Regions from separate parts of the Homo sapiens genome. Here region 1 is linked to region 2. Evidence: read pairs that join two places in POLR2A ChIA-PET (ENCODE). Cell type or tissue: CD4-positive, alpha-beta T cell. All regions are shown on one strand. Each heading gives the region's core, and the rest is flanking DNA. Links, peaks and the distances in the headings are about the cores only.

Region 1 (4,287 bases), core at 1-4,000, 88 kb after region 2:
CTGTCGTCGGCAGGTGGGAGTGTCAACTGGGGCAAGCTTTTAGAACCATTTGGCAATGCTGCCAAAGTGTCAAAATGTGCACCTTGTTAATCCGGTAATCCCATAGCCATCAATTTAGTGAAAACGCGAAAACAGCCGGGGGATACACACTTATCACCGCATTGCTCATCATCTGTATCAATAAAGAAAAGTTTCCAGCATCATGGTGGGGGGTGGCGGTGGTGGTGGGGGAAGAGGAAAAGGAAACACACTGCTTGGATGAATTGTCTCAGATTTGGAGAGTATGTTCCGGATGGCCAGCCTTAACAAATATAGACTAAGTGCTGAGGGTGAAATTCACTTGGCTGGTGGGGGTGGGAGGAGGAGTGAAGGTCCTTGTCAAGGCAGAACGCTGAGATGTTTCACACACATGCCATATTCACTTCTGATATTTTAAAAATAGAACATCATAGATACTCATCATCATGATGAAAACGGTGACAAAAACATATAGTTCTTACTATGAGCCACACACTGTTCTAAGTGCTCTACATTGGTTAACGTATTTAACCCTCACCACAATCCTGTGAAGAAGGCACTATTATCAATATCATCCCATTTTACAGTTGTGATAACTGAGGCCCCGATTGATCAAGCAACCTGCGGAGGTTACACAGTGTCAGTGGTGGAACCGGGATTAGAACCTAAGCTGTCTGGCTCTTGGCAGCTGAAGCCCTTTCATGCCCCTCTCTGATTCCATGCCCTCTCTCCCTCCCTAGAGGTGACCCCTCTACAAGTTGGTGTTTATTATTCTCGTCTGCTTTTAGTTTTACTATATACGTATGCATCTGTAAACGATGCCAGATAGATCGTTTTGCAGCCTCCTTTTTCACTTAAGGTTGTTGGTGAGATCTGCCAAGATGTTGAGTCGTCTCTGTTTCTCAGCCTCGGCACTGCTGACATGTTTCTGCTGGGTAATTCCTCGTTGTGGGGGCCGTCCTGTGCGTCGCAAAATGTTCAGCAGCATCCCTGGCCTCTACCCACTAGATGCTCACCACCCTCACCTCCAAGTGTGACAACTAAAAAGGTCTCCAGACATTGCCTATTGTTCCTGGGACAGAGGCAAAATCAGGGGTCTGGGGTGGTGGTGGGGGAATCATTCTAGTTCATTTGTCTTCACTGCCATTTAATATTTCATTGCATGAATACATACTGCAGTTTATTTCCTATTCCCCTATTGATGGTGTTTGAGGTTTGTTCCCATTTTTTCCTGCTATTACAAATGATGTTGAGTGAAAAGTCTGTACTCTGTTCCTTGTTGACATACGAGAAAGCTTCTAGAAAGTTCTAGAATTACCTAGAACCGCAGCTATGTACAGCTTCTGCCCTTACTGAATCCTGCCAAATGGACGCCAATGTATGAAAGCTCTACAGTTTTTGCACGGGCAAATTCATTTGCCTTTTCCTGCATGGTTTCTAGGTTTGGGGACATGCTTTGAAAGCCTTTCTCCATTTAAATCTTTGACCTGTCTGGAAATGATTGTGGCTGAAGGAGGAAAGTGTCTATCTAGCTGTTTCAATGCCATTTATTGACACAGATCACTGAATAATAATGAGTTTTAAAAGCGATGTTTTCCAGATTTAAAAAAATTTCTTGGAGTTATGCCAATCTGTCAACAGCTATTATTTCCAGGTAGTGGGATAATAGATGTTACCTACTACATTTAAACATTTTCAACAATAAATATGTTTTGTGTCATGAAAGAATAATAGTTAGACAAAGTAATGTGGTAAGTGCTTTGACCCTGGTAAGATCAGCACAAATTACATAAACACTTGGAGGGGGGCACCTGACTCAACTGGAGGCTGGGGAGAGGACTGGTTGGGTGGGGGCTGTTTCCTCACCGTGAAGCAGGGTGGGGCTTGTTGAGGGCACAGCAGCCACTCGGCTGTTTGCCTCCAGATAGGGACACTCCCCACCACAAGCACTGTGTCAGCAACCATGATCAGATAGTCATTGCCTGTCTCACTGGGCAGAGCTGTGAGTGGCTGAGTTTCCATACAGGACAATCAGCTCTGTCATACTTGAGCAATGGCCCAGGGGAAATGGGTCTTTGTGTAATGGCAGCGGATGGTGACCTCACACCTCACACTGGAAACACACAGTGGAGCCAGCTGATCAGGTCGAGGTAACCCAAGAGGACATGCAGCCCTGGACGCCACGAGAAATCCTGTTGTCTGTCAGTTGAGTGCCAGGGAGGTGGATCAAAGGTGCACCGGCCCAGAAATGGCCTCCAGCAACAGGTGCTTAGATGTTCTGTTCTAGGGGTGCCAGCGAGATGGTACAGTCATTGTTTACCACTGCCTTTTCCCATGAAAACAACGAACAACTCCATGGGGACAGGAATTTGACTTTTATTCTTTCCCATATTCCCAGTGCCTGACAGATGGAAGGTACCTAATAGATATTTGTAGAATGGCTGAATGAGGGTGCAAGACACCATAATGCCTTCCAATTATCTTTCTTTTGCCTTGCTATTTTCATTTTAAAGTGGCAGATGGATGGGGACACAGTAGGAATTATCTAGATTATGGCCATCAGCCACTTTCAATAATCTTTTGGTTCTTGTTCTAATTCATTAAATTGCTGTGCAGCCAACTTGAATTACACAGCAAGACACAGCAAAGAGAATCAGAAGCCAATTCTTCTAACACGTATCTCTTCTTAAACAAGGAAATTCCACACAGCACCATTTCTTAGGCAAGGCAGATAACCCCTACATATTTGGTTTTTCTTTAAATGATCTTTGCTTCTAAAGACTATTGATTGTAAAAACAGGAAGCAAAAGACAAGGTGATCTGCAAGGGATTAAAAGCTGACAGTCATTTATGGACTCGGTCAATAAGGACTGAATGCCTACTGTGTGCCAGGTACCAAGCTAGGTGACAGGGACACCACAGTGAACAAGACATGATCTGTCTTCGATGACATGCAGCCTTAAGCCAGTATTTAGCATTTACTGTATACTCAGGGTTTTTCATGTCTTAACTCATTTAGTCCTCACAGCCCCACTCTCTATTATTGGTACAATCTTGAGCAAATTACTTAATCACATCAAAGGTTCCAGAGCCTGTATCCTTAACCTTTATATGTTTTTCTTTTTTGAGCAGGTGGTACAAACAGCAAGCAATGATAAAGCAGTGTAATCAGTGCCACCAATGATCATTCCAGATTACAGGGTGCATGCAGAAGACACAGCTAATCCAGGCTTGGGAATGGTCAGAAATTTACTGAGGGAGTGATGTCAAGGCTGAACAGAAGAACGAATACATTAGCTCAGAGGAATGAGGAGGAGGAAGAGGGTTCTAGAGAGAGGGACTATCACGCACAAAGACCAGGAGAGAAAGCAAGAGCACACAGTGACTTTGTCCCATTAGAGCACTGCTATAGAGAGCCAGAGGGAAGCATGCTCATCTTCTAGGACATACAAAGCGAGTGCTGGCTTGAGCCCTTTTGGCTGAAAGAGGGAAAAGGTAGTTTCTCTTCAGAGGCCTGGAGGTGCATTTCTATCCCAGATGAGTAGAGAAGCGAGGGCAAGGGGCCTGGAACTAGGGAGAGAGACCCAGTGTGTGCTGAACAAGATAAGGCACCAGTGCCTGGCTGTGGCTGCCAGGGACTCCTCCCCAATTTGGCCAGCAGCAGCCAGGGAGTCCTTATGGAAATTATGCTGAATTAATTTTTTTAAATTTTCTTTAAAAAAACCAAAAGAGGATTGTCTAACACCAATGCTATAAAACTCTTTGGAACCAGGAGTCTTTCAACGTTGATATCAGGATAGTCTGTTGAATCTAGCCTCAGTTGTAACGTGACTGAGAAAGAGACATTACTTGTATAGAATATGCAAGAATGTAAATTGCCTAACATACAGTAGCAGTTCATTAAAAGAACTACTTTTTAGTAGGGAGGTAAGGAAAGTAGGGGGAAGGAGGTGAAGGAAGGAAGGAAGACCATAGGGAGCCAGGTCTGTCCTGCATTGTGGAGGTTTCACTTCTTAGGACTCCAGGTGTCCCAGAGTCATTTGATCTGTCAGCAGTTCTCAGCGGGTGCACTGAAATCTCTGGGGCCATTTTTGGTTATCATACTGATCAGGAGTATTACTGATATGAGCATGCACGGGCCACTGTGCAGAGTGGGATTCTTAACAAGAATTGCTTCACATTACAAACATCCTGCTGGACATTCATGAAGGTGGAAAAAACTATTTATGATTATCTGAGCCTAGACTGTAACTTGGTTTTACATATCAA
Region 2 (4,682 bases), core at 1-4,000:
CTTGAACCAGAATTTCCCAGTGTGCTGAGATACTGATTCCATCAGCCCTTGGAGCATCTGGGTCAGCATGGGGTCACCAGGGCCTCCAGGCTTGCCCCCGCAAGTGGCAAGTAGCTTCATATACTTACAGTAGTATGCTGTACAAATGCTATTTTCTACATATGCCCTAATGTGAAAAGTTGGGAAGCCACAAATTAAGACTATAGAAAATTTCCACCTTTTGGCTATATCAAAACAGGCCTGCCTACTTCCCCAGGACCAGGCCTTCTTCTCTCTCTCATTTCTCTGAACCAGAGATGAGATGAGAAGTTCAGCTGTGGGATCATGCCTGGGACAGCACAGACATTTTGAACCCTTGAAGAAGGTCCTGAGATGTCCTCCATGGCCATCCATGGTAAATATGGCATGAGCTGCCCAGGCTATGAGGAGGAAACTCAGGCTACTGGCCTGCTAGAAAAGGGGTTGTGCTAAGGCTGACCACTGAATTAGAATTTGGAGAAAGAGAAAGAAACATCTTTTTTTTTTCCCCTTTTTGTGGAGAACAGGTCTTGCTTTGTTGCCCTGGCTCATCTCAAACTCCTGGACTCAACCTATCCTCCTGCCTCTGCTTCCCTAAATGCAGGGATTACAGGCATGAGCCACTGTGCCCGGCAAGAAAGGAACATCTTTAACCCTGGCCTCTGAAGCATGTGAGTGACAGCTGCTATTCCTAGACCAGAGAGAACAGTTTTGGCTTTTCATCCACTTAATTAACAGTATTTGCTCTCTGCCATGTGCAGTAGACACTTCAGAGAAGCAAAGAGTATTGATAATAATAATAATGACAGCAGCTGACATTTCTCTGGCTGTTACTATGTGCCAGGCACTGTTCTAAGCTCTTTACATGATGAAGTCATCTAATCCTCAAAACAACCTTATGATGTAGGCTCTATAATTACCCCCATATTCCAGGTGAGAAAACCAATGTATTAAGCGATTAAAGAATTTGCTTAATGTCATACAGGTAGTCTGTAGAAGAGGCAGGATTTCAACCCAGGCAGTCTGGTGCCATAGCTCATGTTCCTAAACACTATGCTACACTACCTACCTCAACATTTCCTATGCTCAAGGGCTTAAAATCTCCTAGAACAGAGGAGAAACAGAAAATGTAAATGATTCAGGACCATAAGTGTTTAAGAGTCAAGTGGGAACCCTCAGAAGTTCCCAGGCCAGAGGCTTTCAACTGATGATGCCCATGAGAATGGTCTAAGAAGCTTTTCAAAATCCTCAAGGCCAGGCTCCCTCTGAGAGACTTCCTGAATCAGAAAATACAGGGACAGGCCCAGGCATATGATATTAAGCTTATGCTTGAGGCCACCAGGAGCTGAAATCCAAACTATAGAAACCATCAGTAGCACCACATCTAATACAAAGTAGGCAGATCTTGGAGCCTACAATCCTGGGTAGGGAGGGGAGAAAGAAACCTAGCATAAGGCAGGGGCTCCCAGATTTCCCAATACTAGACTAATAGTGGGAGAAAGTGGCCTTGAACTAGGGCCCTAGGGCTGGGGGCTCCTCCTTACCTGCTCTCGTTTGAGCTTCTCTCTCTTCCGAATCAGCTCAATCAGCAGCCGCGCCCGCTCCAAGTCATGCCGGAGCTTCTGCCAATACTTCAGCTCCTCCTTCACTGCACTTGTCTTCTCATCCTGCTCTCGCTACAGGAGGGAAGAGAAGAGGGACTAGGAACCTCCTTCTTGCAAAAGTCCTCTCCCTGTTCAAGCCTCACGGGGCTGCAGCAGGTAAAAGTCTTGTCCCCTTCCTTGACCCACAGTTCCAAGAGCCCTTCCACCCCTCTCTACCCCATGCCTTCCTCCTGAGCTGCCCCAGTATTACAGCACTGTTTCTTCATTATAAAGCAATAACCTTTGCTGGAGTAGGATCTGGGACTGCTTCCCCCTATCCCCAGGTATGCCAGAGAGCAGCTATGGCCCTCTGGGTCAGAAAGAATTTCATAAGAAAACTGACCTCAGGGGTGAAAAGAATTTCACCCTAGAGCTTTCACTTGGCTAGAAAACAAAGCAAGGTTCTTACTATAAGCCTGAATATACTCTGGTAAAACAACAACAAACAAATCACGATTCCTGCCCTAGAAAAAATTACAGTTGGAGTCAGGGGAAGGGAAGAGACCTAGAGCTTGAAGCACAAGGGCATATTAGCATAAAGATAATACAAACTAATAATATAAACTGGAAATAAAATGCTAAGAGGATACAAAATAGAAGATCTGAGTAGGTGGAGGTTAGATCAGAGAAGCTTCCTGGTGAAGACTCTTACTAGAGTTTAACATACAGGTAGGTGACAGACATGGATGGGCAAAGTAGTAAGGAAGGTCTCTTCTGGAACCAAAGGGATGAAAGGGGCAGAAATATAGAGGCAGAATTAGTGATTCTTTGCTTAGTAAGTGAAACAGGCTGGCCAGAACAGAGATGCTGGAGAACTATAAAAGCCAAGGAAGATCCAGGATACAGCTAATAAGAAGCTTCAAATGTAAGGCAAAAGAGCCTTAACTTCGCCTGCCTAGAAAGAGGAGTATATTCTGGAAGAGGAAGTAAGAGAATGGAAGAGCAGGACATTGCTCACCTAGGCCTTGCTCCTCTCCACAGTCAGACATTCCTGCCCCAAAGCCAAGCTTATAAAATCAAGAACTAGGCCTTTCCCCAAAGGACAGATCCCCACCAATGTCCATGCCAAGCACACCTGCCCAGATGTAGGCAGCACCCTCCCTCTACAACCTCTTGGCCATGGAGGATCCCAACAGCATGTGAATAAGAAACTACCAGTTGAAGATCAAAGAAAGAATTAGAGGCTGGAGATCACCTAGAAAGCTATTGCTGAGATTAAGAGGGCATGGATGAGCAGGAGAGCTGCAGAATGAAGACAAAAACCCATGTTGATAAAGCCCCCAAAGCAGCTTAAAGGATGATTAAAAATGGCCCTTAGGGAGTAAAGAGTCAAAAGTAACTCCAAGGTGGGGAACTTTTGATATGAGTCCAGGAGGGAGGGGAGAGCCATAATGATGGGGAAATAAGTTTACTGAGAGGAAAAAAGATAATTAATTTCCAATATTTGAGTTACAAATTAACAACATCCACATGGAAACATCCCTGAGGGACTGATGGCAGAAAAAAGGGATGAGGACAAGACAAAAAGTCTGGAGCTGCTATTACAGTTATTGTCAATTATGAGATTGGACATGTTCTCCAAGCAAACGAGCAGATAGCAGAGCCACTGGGAATGTTACCATTAAAGAGCAAGAAGTGGGATCAGCATAGGGTACAGTCAGAGAGGTAGAAGCAGCCGGAAGTGGTATCACAGAGAAGCTCTTAGACAAAGTCATTTGTGGTGTCAAATGCAGCCCAATGATCAATCAGGTGAGAATATAAGGAAAGACTTCCTGGGAGAAGGTAGCTGATGTTTTAGGGGAGGCTTCAGTGGAGCAGGTGGACCAAAAGGTTCAAGGCGGGCCAGATACAGGCTTATACTTCAGGAGTTTAGTTATAAAAGGCAAAAGTGAGATCAGACAGAATGCAGAAGGCACCAGACTCACATAAAGCTTTGCTTCATCTCTGGAGCAGCAGTGTGGGAACACTTAAAGACAGAAAGAATAGAACAGGTAAAGGGGGAGAAAGAACTAAAGAGTTAAAATAAGAGAAATTAGGAGCAGAAAACATTAAACATGCAGCAACTCCAGTTGCTAATGGCTAACAGCCACCACAATTGGACAGGCTGTGTGCTACAACTTAGATCGTAAATTTGTGTATTTACTATGAAACATTTTTTGGCAGATGGCAGTATAATGTCTTGAGGAAAGGGCACCTTTTCCTAATTAACACAATGTGGCCACCCTGGCTCTCATTCAGCCTACTTCTGGCTTTCTGCTACATCTAGAGGATTTTCCCCACATATATGGAAAGCTACGCATGCTCTCCACTCTCCCCTAGAATTCTCTACAAAGTCAAGCCTCATCCATCCAGAAGGAGCTGCTTGAAGATCTCTGTAGTGCTGGGGGTTGTTCCTGGGATAGGCCACCCAGACAGGTAGGCAAAGGCTCCATGGAGGGATCAAGAAGGGGTGCCAGCCCCACCCCAACCATCATTCCTTTTCCTTCACTCTCCACCTCCCTCTACCAGCCTCAAATCACCACTGCACCTACCTGCTCAGCGTTTCTTTGGGACTGCAGATGGGAGTGCAAGCGCCGGATAAGAGGGACACCATTCCGTGCCTGCCGCTTCAACAGCCAATAATTGTGAAGCCGCTGCATAAACTGGTTTTTCCTCTGAAAGGAGAGACCACTACAGATCTTGTTCAACCTTGAGTAGAGGCACACGGAAGTGAAAGACAAGGTCAGTGGGCAGCCCAGATTACAGCCTGTGCATCCTATCCAGACCTGGTTCATTTCTGAACCTTATACAGGAAGACAGAATAAAATGGCCAAATACCTCACCTCAGAGAAAGGCTTGAAAAGGACAGTAAAGTTAAGCAGCTCAGATTCAGCATGAGTTATTTCATTTGCTTTTCCACCTCTTGCCTTGCAGTCCTAATCCTCCAAAAGAACCATCTCCCAGAGTCCCGTTTCCTATGGTCCTGGACTTCCTTGTTCCACGTACGGACTGAAAAACAAGCCTATGCCTCAATACCCCCAG

What was found. ChIA-PET counts read pairs that join two places held together with the same protein. Peaks named below come from ENCODE experiments on the same cell type or tissue, not always from the same donor. Only the 100,000 strongest peaks of a DNase experiment are listed, where the experiment ranks them.
Region 1: POLR2A ChIA-PET joins it to region 2 with 9 read pairs; 18 of 35 experiments call an interaction of 5 or more read pairs at or near these places.

The regions. Positions count from the first base shown.
Region 1 is chr6:36,116,454-36,120,740 of GRCh38, reverse strand. It overlaps a transcript of MAPK14 not described here. Among named protein-coding and RNA genes, the nearest start is that of MAPK13, 12 kb to the left of the region's middle. RefSeq lists a silencer at 24-73. In CD4-positive, alpha-beta T cell, for the core only: no CTCF peak of the experiment used is centred there; a DNase peak (open chromatin) is centred at 1,930; H3K4me3 peaks cover 395 bases; H3K27ac peaks cover 2,217 bases.
Region 2 is chr6:36,204,325-36,209,006 of GRCh38, reverse strand. BRPF3 (bromodomain and PHD finger containing 3) reads right to left here. Exons shown (of 13, transcript NM_015695.3): 3 at 4,193-4,349; 4 at 1,563-1,694. Among named protein-coding and RNA genes, the nearest start is that of BRPF3-AS1, 9.5 kb to the right of the region's middle. In CD4-positive, alpha-beta T cell, for the core only: no CTCF peak of the experiment used is centred there; no DNase peak of the experiment used is centred there.